Linked DNA regions of Homo sapiens: region 1 is linked to region 2. Evidence: chromatin contacts called from ENCODE Hi-C or POLR2A ChIA-PET data. All regions are on one chromosome and are shown on one strand. Each heading gives the region's core, a stretch centred on a gene start or an enhancer-like site at or near the end of the contact. The rest is flanking DNA. Distances are from core to core; before and after follow the strand shown.

Region 1 (6,486 bases), core at 559-3,058, 640 kb before region 2:
ATGTGGTGGCATGTGCCTGTAGTCCTAGTTGCTCAGATGGCTGAGGTGGGAGGATCCCTTGAGCCAAGGAGCTTGAGGTTGCAGTGAGCCAGGACTGCACTACTGCCTTCCAGCCTTGGCGACATAGATCCTATCTCAAAGCAAACAAACAAAAAAAAGTGTAAATTTACAGAAGAGTTGCAAAGGTAGTACAAAGTGCTTTCTTACAATTTTCATTAGAGTTTCCTTAATGTTACATACATATGACCATGGTACAATTTTCAAAATTAAGAAATTAAAGCTGGTACAATACTATTTAAAAATTGCAGACTTTATTTGCATTTCCTCAGCTTTTCTGCTAATGTCTTCTTTCTTTTTTTGAGACAGGGTCTCGCTCTGTCACCTAGGCTGCAGTGTGATGGCGTGATCTCGGCTAACTTTGCAACCTCTTCCTCAATCCTCCTGCTTCAGCCTCCCAAGTAGCTCAGACTACAAGCGTGTGCCACACCTGTCTAATTTTTGTGTCTTTTTGTAGAGATGGGGTTTCACCGTGTTGCCTAAGCTGGTCTCGAACTCCTAGGCTCAAGCAATGCGCCCTCCTCCGCCTCCCAAAGTGCTGAGATTACAGGTGTGAGCCACTGCGCCCAGCCTAATGTCTTCTTTCTGTTACAGGATCCAGTAGAAGATTCCACATCTGGAGATCTTTTCCTTTCTTTATATCTATCACCGACATTACCTACTCTTTAAAAATTTTGTAAAAGGCATAAATTTGAAAAATATATCCTCATTAATCTAAATCAAGTCATTGATACAACTATTTAACAAGACGCCCGGCCTGCTTTGTTTTATTAACGACTTGGAGGGACAGAACACTACCCATTACACCCACAAACGTTATCGACATCAACAGAACTGTAAATGACAACACGGCAATACTCTGCACCTTCCCTATGCCTAGGAGCTAATTCCACTTTACATATATTATTATTTCGTGTGTGTGTGTGTGTGTGTGACGGAGTCTCGCTTTGTCGCCAGGCTGGAGTGCAGTGGCGCGATCTCGGCTCACTGCAACTTCCGCCGCCCGGGTTCAAGCAATTCTCCTGCCTCAGCCTCCCGAGTAGCTGGGGCTACAGGCGCCCGCCACCACGGCCGGCTAATATTTGTATTTTTAGTAGAGACGGGGTTTCACCATGTTGGCCAGGATTGTCTCGATCTCTTCACCTTGTCATCCACCTGCCTCGGCCTCCCAAAGTGCTGGGATTACAGGCGTGAGCCACCGCGCCCAGCCCTATCTTATTATTTCACACACCAACCCTGGAGGCATGTTTGGAGTTGCCTAATTTTTATGTACACTTTTTGATAAGGAACTAACAAAAATAACTTGCTGAAGACAAGGGAAACTGAGTCCAGAACTGAATGAGAAGCACATGGTTTCTTCATCCTCCATCACCAGGCTGTCTAACGAGGCTGAAGTACCATCCATGAGTAAGTGCGTCAAGGGCAAACAAACATCATCGCATATGGACAGTGGTGTGAAATTCGAGAAATCCGAGGAGGGTTAACAACAACAAAAAGCACACCACCACGCCGAACTTCCTCGGGTCCCAGGTTGGCAACTCAACGCCCGGGAGGAATCCCCCCCGGAGGCGCGCCGGTCTACCGGCCTCACTCCCTACCTCCTGGAGGTCCGGAGTCCCGCTCCTTTCCCTCAGCGGTACAATACCCGTGTCGGTCCATTCCCTCACCGTGAGTCGAGGACTAGTTCTCCAGACTAGGCGACCGACACACGCTGCCTGGGGCCGGCTCCAAAGCGCCCGTCCTGAGACTGCAAAAAAGGGTCGGGTCATCCGGCAGGAAACGACTCAACGCGCAGCCGCCGCGGCCTCCAACCACCGGCCGGCAGAGGGGCGCTAGGCCGCCCTCGATCCCCTCGCCGCGGTCCCATGGAGGAGGAGGCGAGCCGCAGCGCCGCGGCGACGAACCCAGGGAGGTAGGTTGTCATGGGACTCGGCCGGCCACCCTGGCAATTCCAGTCAAACGGCAAGCCAGACTCGCTTTGCCGGTCCCTTCCTCTCCTGCCCCTGCAGCCGCCAGGAATGGAACAGTCCCGCGGTGGGGACTGTGGGAGGCGCACGCGCGAGGAGTGTAGGGTGGGGGTGCTGGCGGCGGCTGCTTTGGCGGCGGTTGGTGGCCGTGCGGGCGGGGAGGGAGGGGGAGGAGAGAAGAGGAGGTGGAGAAGGCTTGGGCTCGCGCCGCTGAAGGTACGCGTGAGGGCCTGCGCTGGAGCCGGCTTGACAGGGTCTGAGGGGGAGTGGAGAACTGGGCGAGGAGGTTCCCGTGGGTGAGCGCGTACGGGATGGCTGGCTCGCAGGACGGCCGAAGGTGGTGGTTGGTGGGAGCAGCCAGCGACGAGCCCGTAGACACTCGTACGCGTGCGGGCTGACGTGCGCGCTACATGGCCGGAGTCGGGCGAAGCGGGGGACCGTGGGGAAGAACGCGAGGAGGGAGGAGTGGGAGGTTGGGGGTGTCGCTAGGCGCCCTTAGCTCCCTCCCTCTGGAGGAGCTGCCGCGGCCACTCTGCTGCCGCCGCTGCCGCCGCCATTTTGGGTTCGCTTTGCGAGGGGAAACGATCCCAGTGTCGGTTGCGGGATCCGCCTCCTCTCAGTTTGCCCCTTTAGCCCTCCACCTTTCCCTTCTCCTCTCTCGCATTTCCGCCAGTCGGCTTACCCGCTGGCCGCCTCCTGACAAGCGGGAGGGATCCGCGGTGGACCCAGGGAAGCGGAGGAGCCTGGCGGCCACCCCCTCTTCCTCACTTCCCTGTACTCTCATCGCTCTCGGCCTCCGACACGGTGAGTAGAACGATTTGGGCCGGCATTCGGGCCTAAGCACTCTCTCAGCGATTGAATCCTGGGCTTTCTGGGAGCCACTGTCATCTCCCGGACCTGGACCTCTGGGAGAGCAGTGGTGAAGATGGGGGAGGGGAGAGCAGGGAGGGGGATCCTGAGCCTACCGGGAAGTCCCTCCAGGCGGGGTGAAGGGGTGTCCCTGACAGGCAGACTCCCGGAGGGGGCTGGGAAGTAAGCGAGTGGAGGCGGAGTCGGCTGTGCCCCTGACAGGTTAGTTTGTGTTTGTAGGCATGATCGGAGCCTCCCCCATAGTCCAGTTTGTGTGTGTTTAATTAAGGGATAAGAGTGGTCGAGGACACGATCTTGAGAGGGGATTTTACCTGTGTGACAAGGTCTGTGGTGTCCCTGCCGCGTTGAACGGTATGTGGGAACGACAGGATGATCTCAGTGTTGTACGTTTAATAAATGTCACTGGTTAGTTTGTACATGGAAAGAGATGTTTTTGGTCTAGCAGACAGATGGTCTGTTGGTGTGTAGCGGCTGTGTTGGTGTGTGTATGTGAGGATGGCAAGTGTTTCCGTAAGAGTTTGCCTTTATTTGTGTAAGTGTAATGGAGTTCCCCTTATAAGTTAGCTTATTTCTTGAATAAATGTTGGGAGGTTCCTTGCAGGTTGATATGTGTGTGTATTTTAGGGATTGGGAGCCCCTAGTTACTTGTTGGGAAAGAGCGGCAATGGTAGTGTTCTGTACAGCATGTGTCTGTGAGGTCAGGGAGGGGAGAAACTTGGCATAGCCAGTTGTGGTCTTAAGAATAGTTTGTGCCTTTGGTTAGAGTGAGTTGTGTAAATGTGAAGGGCCAAAATATCTTTAACAGAATCATTGCTACAAAGCTGTAAAGAATGGGTGGCCTTATTTGTTGTCGCGGGTTTATAGTAATAGTTTACAATACAATAAGAAAGCTCTTTCAGTTTCTTTGTGATACTGAATCTCTGTGAAAATGGTAGGATGCTTTCTTCCATTTTACAAAATAGGAAATTTAGGCATAAGGAGAGAACTTCTCCAAGGCCGCATGTTAAATTGGTGACAAAGTTGGAACTGTAACTCCCATATTTTCACTACTACTGCAGCAGTATATTCAGCATACCATGGTGCCTCAGGAAGTCTTTGTCGGCAAATCTGAGTATGCTGGAAAGATAGGAGCACATAAGACTGGTTGGCTTGTATTTGGGGGAGACCGATTGTGTCAGATATGTATGTGGAACGTAGCTGTCCTTGCCGAGTCTGACCTGTATGAAATGCATATCCATGGCTATATTATTTTGGATTTATGGAGGAAGCAGAGCATTTCTGACACTTAAGGTTGTATGCGTGAGGGAGAAGGCTTTCACAGCTTAACTTGTACCAGAGCAGCTGCATGGGTGCTGACAGCTTAACTTGAAATCTGTGGGAGGAAGGATCCTTTTTCACTCATTCAACAAATATAACCATTCAATGAATGGTCCATGCCTTGAGGTGAGGATCATCAAGGTGTCTCTGTAAATAGCCTGGATGCAATCTGAGGGGAGTTGTTTTGACGGTGGTAGGTATTAAGTTGAGGGAGGCAGTGTGGAATTAAAACCAGAGAACTGTTTTTGGGTACTGGTAATTGTTAATATATGTGCCTGTGGATGTTGGAACTTCTTGGCTGGGCTGAAGGAATCCTTTGAAAGACTGATTTCGGCAGGGCGCGGTGGCTCACACCTGTAATCCCAGCACTTTGGGAGGCCGAGGTGGGCGGATCACGAGGTCAGGAGATCGAATCACGAGGTCAGGAGATCGAGACTATCCTGGCTAACAGGATGAAACCCCGTCTCTACTAAAAATACAAAAAATTAGCCGGGCGTGGTGGCGGGCGCCTGTAGTCCCAGCTACTCGGGGAGGCTGAGGCAGGAGAATGGCGTGAACCCGGGAGGCAGAGCTTGCAGTGAGCTGAGATTGCGCCACTGCACTCCAGCCTGGGCCACAGAGGAGACTCCATCTCCAAAAAAAAAAAAAAAAAAAAAAAAAAGACTGATTTCATGTAGTAAGGATCCCGTCTATGAACTCTATGAATATGAGGTAAGAATGCATGAACTAAGCCAACTTAGCTGTATTCTTCTGGAAAATGGGATGTTTCTTGATAGGCTAGATTAGTGGTTCTTAAAAGTTTTTTGGGGTCACTTATCCTTCAGAGAATCGGATGAAAGACACTGGGCCCTCAAGTTAGAAGATGAGCATAAGCGCAATCACATGATTTATATATATGATTTTAGGAACTTAAACTGTAATGAAATAGAGCCAATTTATATTTAGATCTCATTTGAAAACCTTTCATTTTCATTGTTCGGGTGTGTGGATGTTAGTATGAGTTTAAGGTGAAGGAGTCTATGTTAGTATTTGAACATGTTGACAGGATCCATATTTTTAATTTATTCTTTTTATCGTCTGCAAACATTTCTGCAGTATTAGTAAATGACTCTGTATTTGGTAAAAAGGGAAGCTAATGTCGCACAAGTATCTATGGCTTTGTTCTTTGTCAGTATCTTTTTGTTCTCAAACTCTGAGAAGCGTCTTTTTTTCAGTTTTGGATTGGGCCTGAGGTGATTTGAAGCTCCTGTCTTGGAGTTTAACTTAGTTATAACAAACACTGAGTTAATCCTATGCAGGAGACACAAAGATAATTAATATATGGTCTCTGTGCTTGAAGAGACGCTAATTTTCTGTGGTTGAAGAGATGCTGTGAATTGTGTGATAGTGGCAGCTCTCAAAAGGACAAGGAAGAGGGAAACATATTCCTAGAAGCTGAAATTTTATTACCCAATTGCAAAGACTTTTTGTCACTACTTATTCTTAGGAATAACCATAAAGTGTTTATTTTATTCTGTATGGAACTTTGTACTTTAAAAAAATATGTTTTGTATCATCTGGTGTTTTTGTATAAAGGAACTGTTGGTTTGAAAAGAAGGTAAACATCATTTATATTCCTTACCTTGTTTTGGGATGTATCTCTACAGTGAGTTTATGTAAAAAGGTCTTAATGTCATTTTTGGGTATACATACATGTAGAAAGCCCTCCTGATATAAAATCCAGTAGCTATTTGACAGACTACCCATTAATTTATTACTGGAACTTAAAAATAATTACTGTACTTTTAAAAGAACAAGAAATTGGTCAGGTGGGGTGGCTCACGCCTGTAATCCTAGCACTTTGGGAGGACGAGGCGGATGGATTGTCAGAGCTCAGAAGATCGAGACCAGCCTGGGCAACACGGTGAAACCCCGTCTCTACTAAAATACAAAAAATTAGCTGCATGTGTTGGAGTGCACCTGTAGTCCCAGCTACTCGGGAAGCTGAGGCACGAGAATTGCTTGAACCAAGAATTGCTTGAACTGGGAGGGGGAAGTTGCAGTGAGCTGAAATCATGCCACTGCACTCTAGCCTCGGCATCAGAGCAACACTCTGTCTCACAAAAAAAAAAAAAAAAGCAAGAAATGTAAAAAGGTGTTTTAATAGGACAGATTATAGGATTCAGTGAGATAATGGAGAAGTTTTAGGAAAAATTGTCTGATAGTCCTTTCTTTCTATTGACATGGCCCCTGTATAAGAATGCTATGTAAATTTGTGAAAAGTTTAATATTTTCT
Region 2 (5,712 bases), core at 3,074-5,573:
CCAGGAACTTGCCAAGGAGGACCAGGAAGTAGATAATGAAGGTTGGAGTAGACCCCTGCTTTTCTGGCTCCAAACTCAGTGGTTTTTTTCAAATTTTTAAAAAACAGTAATTTAGCTGGGTGCGGTGGCTCACGCCTGTAATCTCAGCACTTTGGGAGGACAAGGCGGGTGGATCATGAGGTCAGGAGATCGAGACCATCCTGGATAACACGGTGAAACCCTGTCTGTACTAAAAAATACAAAACATTAGCCGGGTGTAGTGGCGGGCGCCTGTAGTCCCAGCTACTCGGGAGGCTGAGGCAAGAGAATGGCGTGAACCTGGGAGGCGGAGCTTGCAGTGAGCCGAGATCATGCCACTGCACTCCAGCCTGGGAGACAGAGCGAGACTCTGTCTCAAATAATAATAATAATAATAATAATTTTTAAAAATCCCAATAACAACTCTTGTCACTTACCATAGGTCTGGCATAGTTTTAAGCACTTTACATCTATATGGACTTATTTAATCTTCCCAGCAACTCTATGCAGCAAGTAGTTTTATTATCTTCATTTTACAAATTAGGAAATTGGGTTTATATTGCTTCATCATTGGTAACTATGTATTATCTATAACCAAGTGAGAGCTCTCTGCAAATGGGATCATAAGACAGATGAAGAGCCAAATACAACTAATAAATGGATAGGCCATTTATTAGTTGTAGGGCCTCGGGCAAACCACCTAATCTGTCTCAGCTAGATTTTATTTTATTTTATTTTTATTTTATTTTTTGAGACGAGGTCTCACTCTTTCACCCAGGCTGGTGTGTAGTGGCTCGATCTCGGCCCACTGAAACCTCTGCCTCCTGGGCTCAAGCGATTCTTCCACTTCGGCCTCCTGAGTGGCTGGAACTACGGGTGCACGCCACCATGCCCAGATACTTTTTGTAAGGTTTCGTCATTTTAAAATAGAGCTATTGATAGCACCTACCTCCTAGGTATGGGAGGAGTACACGAGCTAATGTTCACAAAGTGCCCAGCATGTGGAAAGTGCTCCATTCGCAGGAGCTGTTGTTACTGTGCACACATAGCTCTAAGTGTCTGGGGATCAGCCCTCAAGACAACCAAAGCCCACCCCCCTGCCATTCATCCTCACCCGGCGAATGTGGCGCTGTCCCAGGGGGTGCTCTGGTGGCTTCTGAGTGTGTACAGATTCCCGCCAGCTCAGGGCACAGGTGTGGCCTGGCAGGTGGAGATCTTGGATTCGCGAAATAATGGGAGGACCCTGAAGGTCCCCAGGCCCCTGCTCCAGGGTATAGCTTCTCTCTGGGGTCAGGACCACCAAGCCTCTAAGAAAAAAGAAAGTCAGAGAACATTTCAGCTCCATGCCTGGGTCTCCTTACTTTCTCTACTGTCATTAAATCCGCCCAGTATACCTGAGCCCAGAGCAGGTGCAGATGGACACCCAGGAGCCTGCATATCCCCGCACTCTTCCCTGGTAGCAGCAGTTCTCCTGCAGCATGGGAACAACATTAGTGCTGTCTCAGAGAGCACACCAGGACTGGAACTGAGGAGCCTAGCTTGACGGTAAAAATATGCAGTGTCCTCTCACCTTCCAGCCACCCCCTCCCTCTTTCCCCTAAGCCAAAAATGGCACAAGAGGGCCTGACTCACCAAAGTGTGTCCCTCACTGACCACCCGAGTGCCATCGGGCTGGTACCACACCAGGGTTGGGCGGCCTGGGACCAACTCCCTGTGGAGTGAAGAAAAAGAAGGCAGTGCTAAAGCCACTTCCCAGGTCGTGCATTGACAAGCAGAGGCTTGAAGGTGGTTGTGGGGCTGGGGACCAGGCAACCCCCGCAGCCAACTTTTCCACTCCTGACCCCGGGGCAGCAAAGTATACTGGTTGGGCCACTGACTCTGTTAGTTTATTTGAATTCCAATCTGGTTTTCACCACATACTAGCTGTGTGACCTGGGGCAAGTTATTTAATCTCTCTGTGCCTTGACTTCCTCATGTATAAAGTGAGGACAATAATACATGATAGTATATCCCTTATAGGGCTGTTATGAGGATTAAATGAGCACAAGCACTTAGTACCTGGCACATAATAAATGCTATACAAGTTGTTGGCCATGTGGTCACTGTTATTGCCACCATCACTATTACCTATTCTGTAGCAGCTCCAGGATATGACTGTCACCGTCCAGCTCCAACTTGATCCTCAGGGGCTCAGGCAGACTGGTCTGTGGGCACCAGAGGGCAGGTCACCTCCCTAGACCTGTCCACAACTCCCAGCCTCTCTAACCAGAAAACCTCAGGCCCACAGAAGAGCACCAGCAATTAGATCACTGGTGGGGGGATCCCAGGGGAGGGGCCAGGAAACCCTGCCTGGCCTGGAGCATTGTTCTGGGGGGTTGTGTGCGGAGGTCAAGGAAGGTATCTGAGCCACCCCTTCTCGGCTTCCTGCCCAGAGAGGAAGCACCGTGTAGGACCCAGCACAAGCCCCAGCCCTTCCTCTGACTCAGCTTTAGAATGGGGTGGGGGGGGGGGGGTTTGGTAAGGTCCTGACTCTTTCCAAATCCCCCCACTGAGAAAACCGACAACATGAGATGAAGAAAGCAAGTTTGGCTTCACAATTTCCCCAGTGGAGATGGATGGGTTGGGTGGGGCTGAGGCAGACAGATACACGTGTGTGCAGAGGGAGAGGGAGATAAGTGAAGCCAGGTGCTGGGGTGTGGTGGGAGAGGCAGCTGGGCCTGGGATAGACCCACTACAGTGAGCTCTACCCACCAGCTCCTCAGCCAAGCTTTGGCTTTGAGACACCTGGCTATACCGGGGCGTGTGTGGATTCGTTTATTTATTAGAGGGGAGTGAGAGCTCACCTGAAGCACCTTTTTGAGGCTAATTGGGAGATCGTCCTGAAGGACCTGGGGCTCCAAGGGCTCCCTCGGGGCCTTCTCTGACTCTGCCTGCTGCTCCTCAGTGCCACCTGCAGGTCCCAGGACACCCCAAGACAGTACTGAGGGAATCGACAGCAGGGCTGGGGGTGACAGGTGCCCTCAGATCCACCAGCTCCCAGCCCATCAAGACCCTTAGGTACCTGAGGGGCTTCCACATTGCATGCTGAGACTTAAAGAAGAATACTGGAAGGAGAGGGTGTCTCTCTAATTTATGGCTTTCCACCCACCAACCCATTCACAAGTCCCCAAGAAAGACTTTCGGCTTGCGCAGCCTGTGGCCCTCCTTGTCCCCTTCCGGCCAATCCCAGGTTCTCACAGGACCCTCCCCGGTTCCCACTCCCTCCCAATCACTCTCCCCCCACTTCAGGAACGCCCCCTCTCGAGACTGAGCTAAGCCTTGTGGCCGGGTGCCCGCTCACCCTCCCCTTCGCTCACATCGGAGATGCCAGGAACGCCCATTTCTGGGTGAGCAGTGCAAACACCCCCACCTCCCTAAACACCCTCATGCCCAGTCAGGCACACCCGCTGCCTACAGCCTCTGCTTCCTCCTCGAGCACCCCCCACCCCCCCAACACACAATGGCCCTCTCTCCTCCGGACACTCCACCCGCGCCTGCCCTCTCGGTCCCGGCCCAAGACAGCAGCGGGAAGTGAAAGTTCCAAGGAGGAGTTGGTGTCCCAGCCTCTTTCCTGGCCAATTCTCCCTTCTCCTGGCTCATCTCGGGCCCCTCCCGCTCGGCCAGGCACTGGTGGCAACAGCACCAGGGTGAGGAGTGCCTGGCGGCCCCAGGCCTGGAATAGAGGCTAGAGAGAATCCTCTTCACTAAACCCTACAAGCCATGCCCGCTCAGCGCCCTGGCACCGGGTCGAACGGTTAGCTAGGCCCCAGAGCAGCGAAGATGCCAGTCCTGGGGAGCAGCGACCCTCTCATCACGATCTTGAAGTGGCGCTGGACAGGCCCCTCGGTACCTGGTACCTGAGCCTGAAAGTGTCCGCAGGGACCGCGCAGAGGATGACCAGGCAGGAGGCAGGGGGCGCCGGCATCCCCCCTCCTTCTCTTTTCACCCCATCGCCAAGTCACCGGGCCCTAGGCCCAGGACAGCGGACCAGGGCGGGCCGCGCTCTGGCTGGGCTCTCCCAGGGTCTCCGTCCGGCCCCATTACCCTAATGCCTTCCGACTTTCCTGCACCTCCCTCCCAGTCCGCCCCCCGACCCACTCCAGGCGGAGGACTCACCTATATTTGGGAGCGGCCAGGAAGGCAGAGGGCTGCCCGCGCCCAGGAGCCCCAGGGCCCAGAGCAGCGCCAGCCGCATGGCAGCGGCGCTCCGGGCCGGGCGAGGGCAGCAAGTGCGGAACAGCGCGCGGAGGAGCGGCCGGCGGCCAGGTCGCCTCGGAGAACCCAGCAGCGCCGCGCGGCCACCAGGCCCCGCCCCGGCCCGCCCCCTCCCACCCGGCCCCAAGCCAAGCTCCGCCCCCGGCAAAGCCCGCCCCGCTGCGCGCCGGGTGCCTCGGGAGCGGGGACACCGCCCACTACGCCCGCGCTGCTCAGCGCTACCGCTTCCCCGCAACTGTGCGGAGTGGGAGCCGGTGCCCGGTCCGACCGGCTTGGGCGGCGCGCCTTCACCCGGCGCCAGGTCCGGACCCCTCCCTAGTAGCTTCGCGGCCTCCCTGCCTCCTGTGCGCGGCCTGGCTCGGAGAGGTCGGGCGGGCAGGCTTTCCCGACTGCAGGCGAGGCAGTGCGCGGCTCACCCCAGTCCCCGACCCACGTGAAGCGTACAGGGCATTTTATTAACCGGGAAGGACGGTGCGGAAGAGCGAGCAGGACGCCTCTTCACCCCGCGTAGGCAGTGTCGTCGTTGCTGTCACTAAAGGCGGAGGAAGAGAGCTCTTCGCGGGGCGTGCAGACCGGGCACCGCTGCCGCATGTCGTCCCAGCACGACCAGCAGTACACGGCCTCGCAGTCCAGCGTCCGGCACACGTAGGACTCGGGCGTCTCGGGTGCCTGGCACACCACGCAGCGCCGGCACAGCCAGCGGCGCAGGAGCGGGCAGCCGCGGTGCAGGATATCCGCCAGCGGGTGGCGCTGTTGGGAGGTGGGCGTTAGCGCCAGCCCGGGAGCGAGGCGGGAAAGAAGGGGAACTGGACAGCGTTTCCTGTCTGAAGTCGCCAGGCCTGACAATTCCCGCGTGTTGGAGGAGGCTGGGTTGGACAAAGGAAACCCCTGGAGGGCGAGGGTGCCTCCCTCCCCAACTCTGTGATGGAGAATGGGAGGATGCACCCTCCAGGCTCTCTCCAAGCGGATATCAGCCACAACTCTCATTTGCACTTTCCTGTAAATCATCTTATTTGGTTCTCACAGTGAGGCTGAGAAGTGAGCAGGCCAGATCGACTATCACTGTTGCTATCCCCACTTTACAGTTGAGAAAGGTGAAGTGACTCTCAAAGTCACACAGATAGTAAACAATCCAACTTGGCTGGACCCCAGGGGCCCTGATTCCAAACCACAAACCTAGTTCACTATGCTCCCTGCCATCCCTCACGACATGTCTCTACACAGTTGTCAGGGATTTTCCACAGGCCACCTTACCCAGGAAGCAGCCACTCTTTGCCCAAGAAACTCCAGAGGCCCTGCTGCCTGCCAGACAGGCAGAACTCTTGGGCTTGGCCTTCAGAGCCTTCCCTCACCTGGTCCCTTTCTAGCCTCTTTCCTACTTTAGCCCTCCCTGAGAGCTGTCTCTTCTGAGCCAGTTTCTCCTGAGACTAGCCCTGGCAC

The links. A loop is a pair of places that touch in the nucleus more often than their neighbours do. ChIA-PET counts read pairs that join two places held with the same protein, here RNA polymerase II (POLR2A). Pooled maps may share reads with other maps.
Region 1: a loop to region 2 is called in a pooled map, with 2.6 times the contacts of the local background. The contact joins the promoter of DAP3 here to the promoter of ADAM15 in region 2. A Hi-C loop is called at or near these places in 1 of 50 pooled maps. POLR2A ChIA-PET finds 5 or more read pairs at or near these places in 3 of 52 experiments (HEK293, PC-9 and activated CD4-positive, alpha-beta T cell).

What each region holds. Positions count from the first base shown.
Region 1 is chr1:155,684,413-155,690,898 of GRCh38, reverse strand. It overlaps DAP3 (death associated protein 3), which reads right to left and starts at 1,808. Exons shown (of 13, transcript NM_004632.4): 1 at 1,725-1,808. YY1AP1 (YY1 associated protein 1) reads left to right here and starts at 2,125. Exons shown (of 11, transcript NM_139119.3): 1 at 2,125-2,240; 2 at 2,698-2,828. It also overlaps the pseudogene LOC124904430. RefSeq lists enhancers at 1,660-1,709, 2,085-2,719 and a silencer at 2,200-2,249.
Region 2 is chr1:155,049,927-155,055,638 of GRCh38, reverse strand. It overlaps ADAM15 (ADAM metallopeptidase domain 15), which reads right to left and starts at 4,323. Exons shown (of 23, transcript NM_207197.3): 1 at 4,174-4,323; 2 at 2,862-2,968; 3 at 2,146-2,222; 4 at 1,651-1,729; 5 at 1,413-1,489; 6 at 1,133-1,325. The coding sequence starts at 4,252. DCST1 (DC-STAMP domain containing 1) reads right to left here. Exons shown (of 17, transcript NM_152494.4): 17 at 4,709-5,022. The coding sequence ends at 4,771. The region is part of intron 1 of DCST1-AS1 (DCST1 antisense RNA 1); the gene reads left to right. ADAM15-EFNA4 (ADAM15-EFNA4 readthrough) reads right to left here and starts at 4,323. Exons shown (of 26, transcript NR_176418.1): 1 at 4,174-4,323; 2 at 2,862-2,968; 3 at 2,146-2,222; 4 at 1,651-1,729; 5 at 1,413-1,489; 6 at 1,133-1,325. RefSeq lists a silencer at 4,159-4,618 and an enhancer at 5,089-5,148.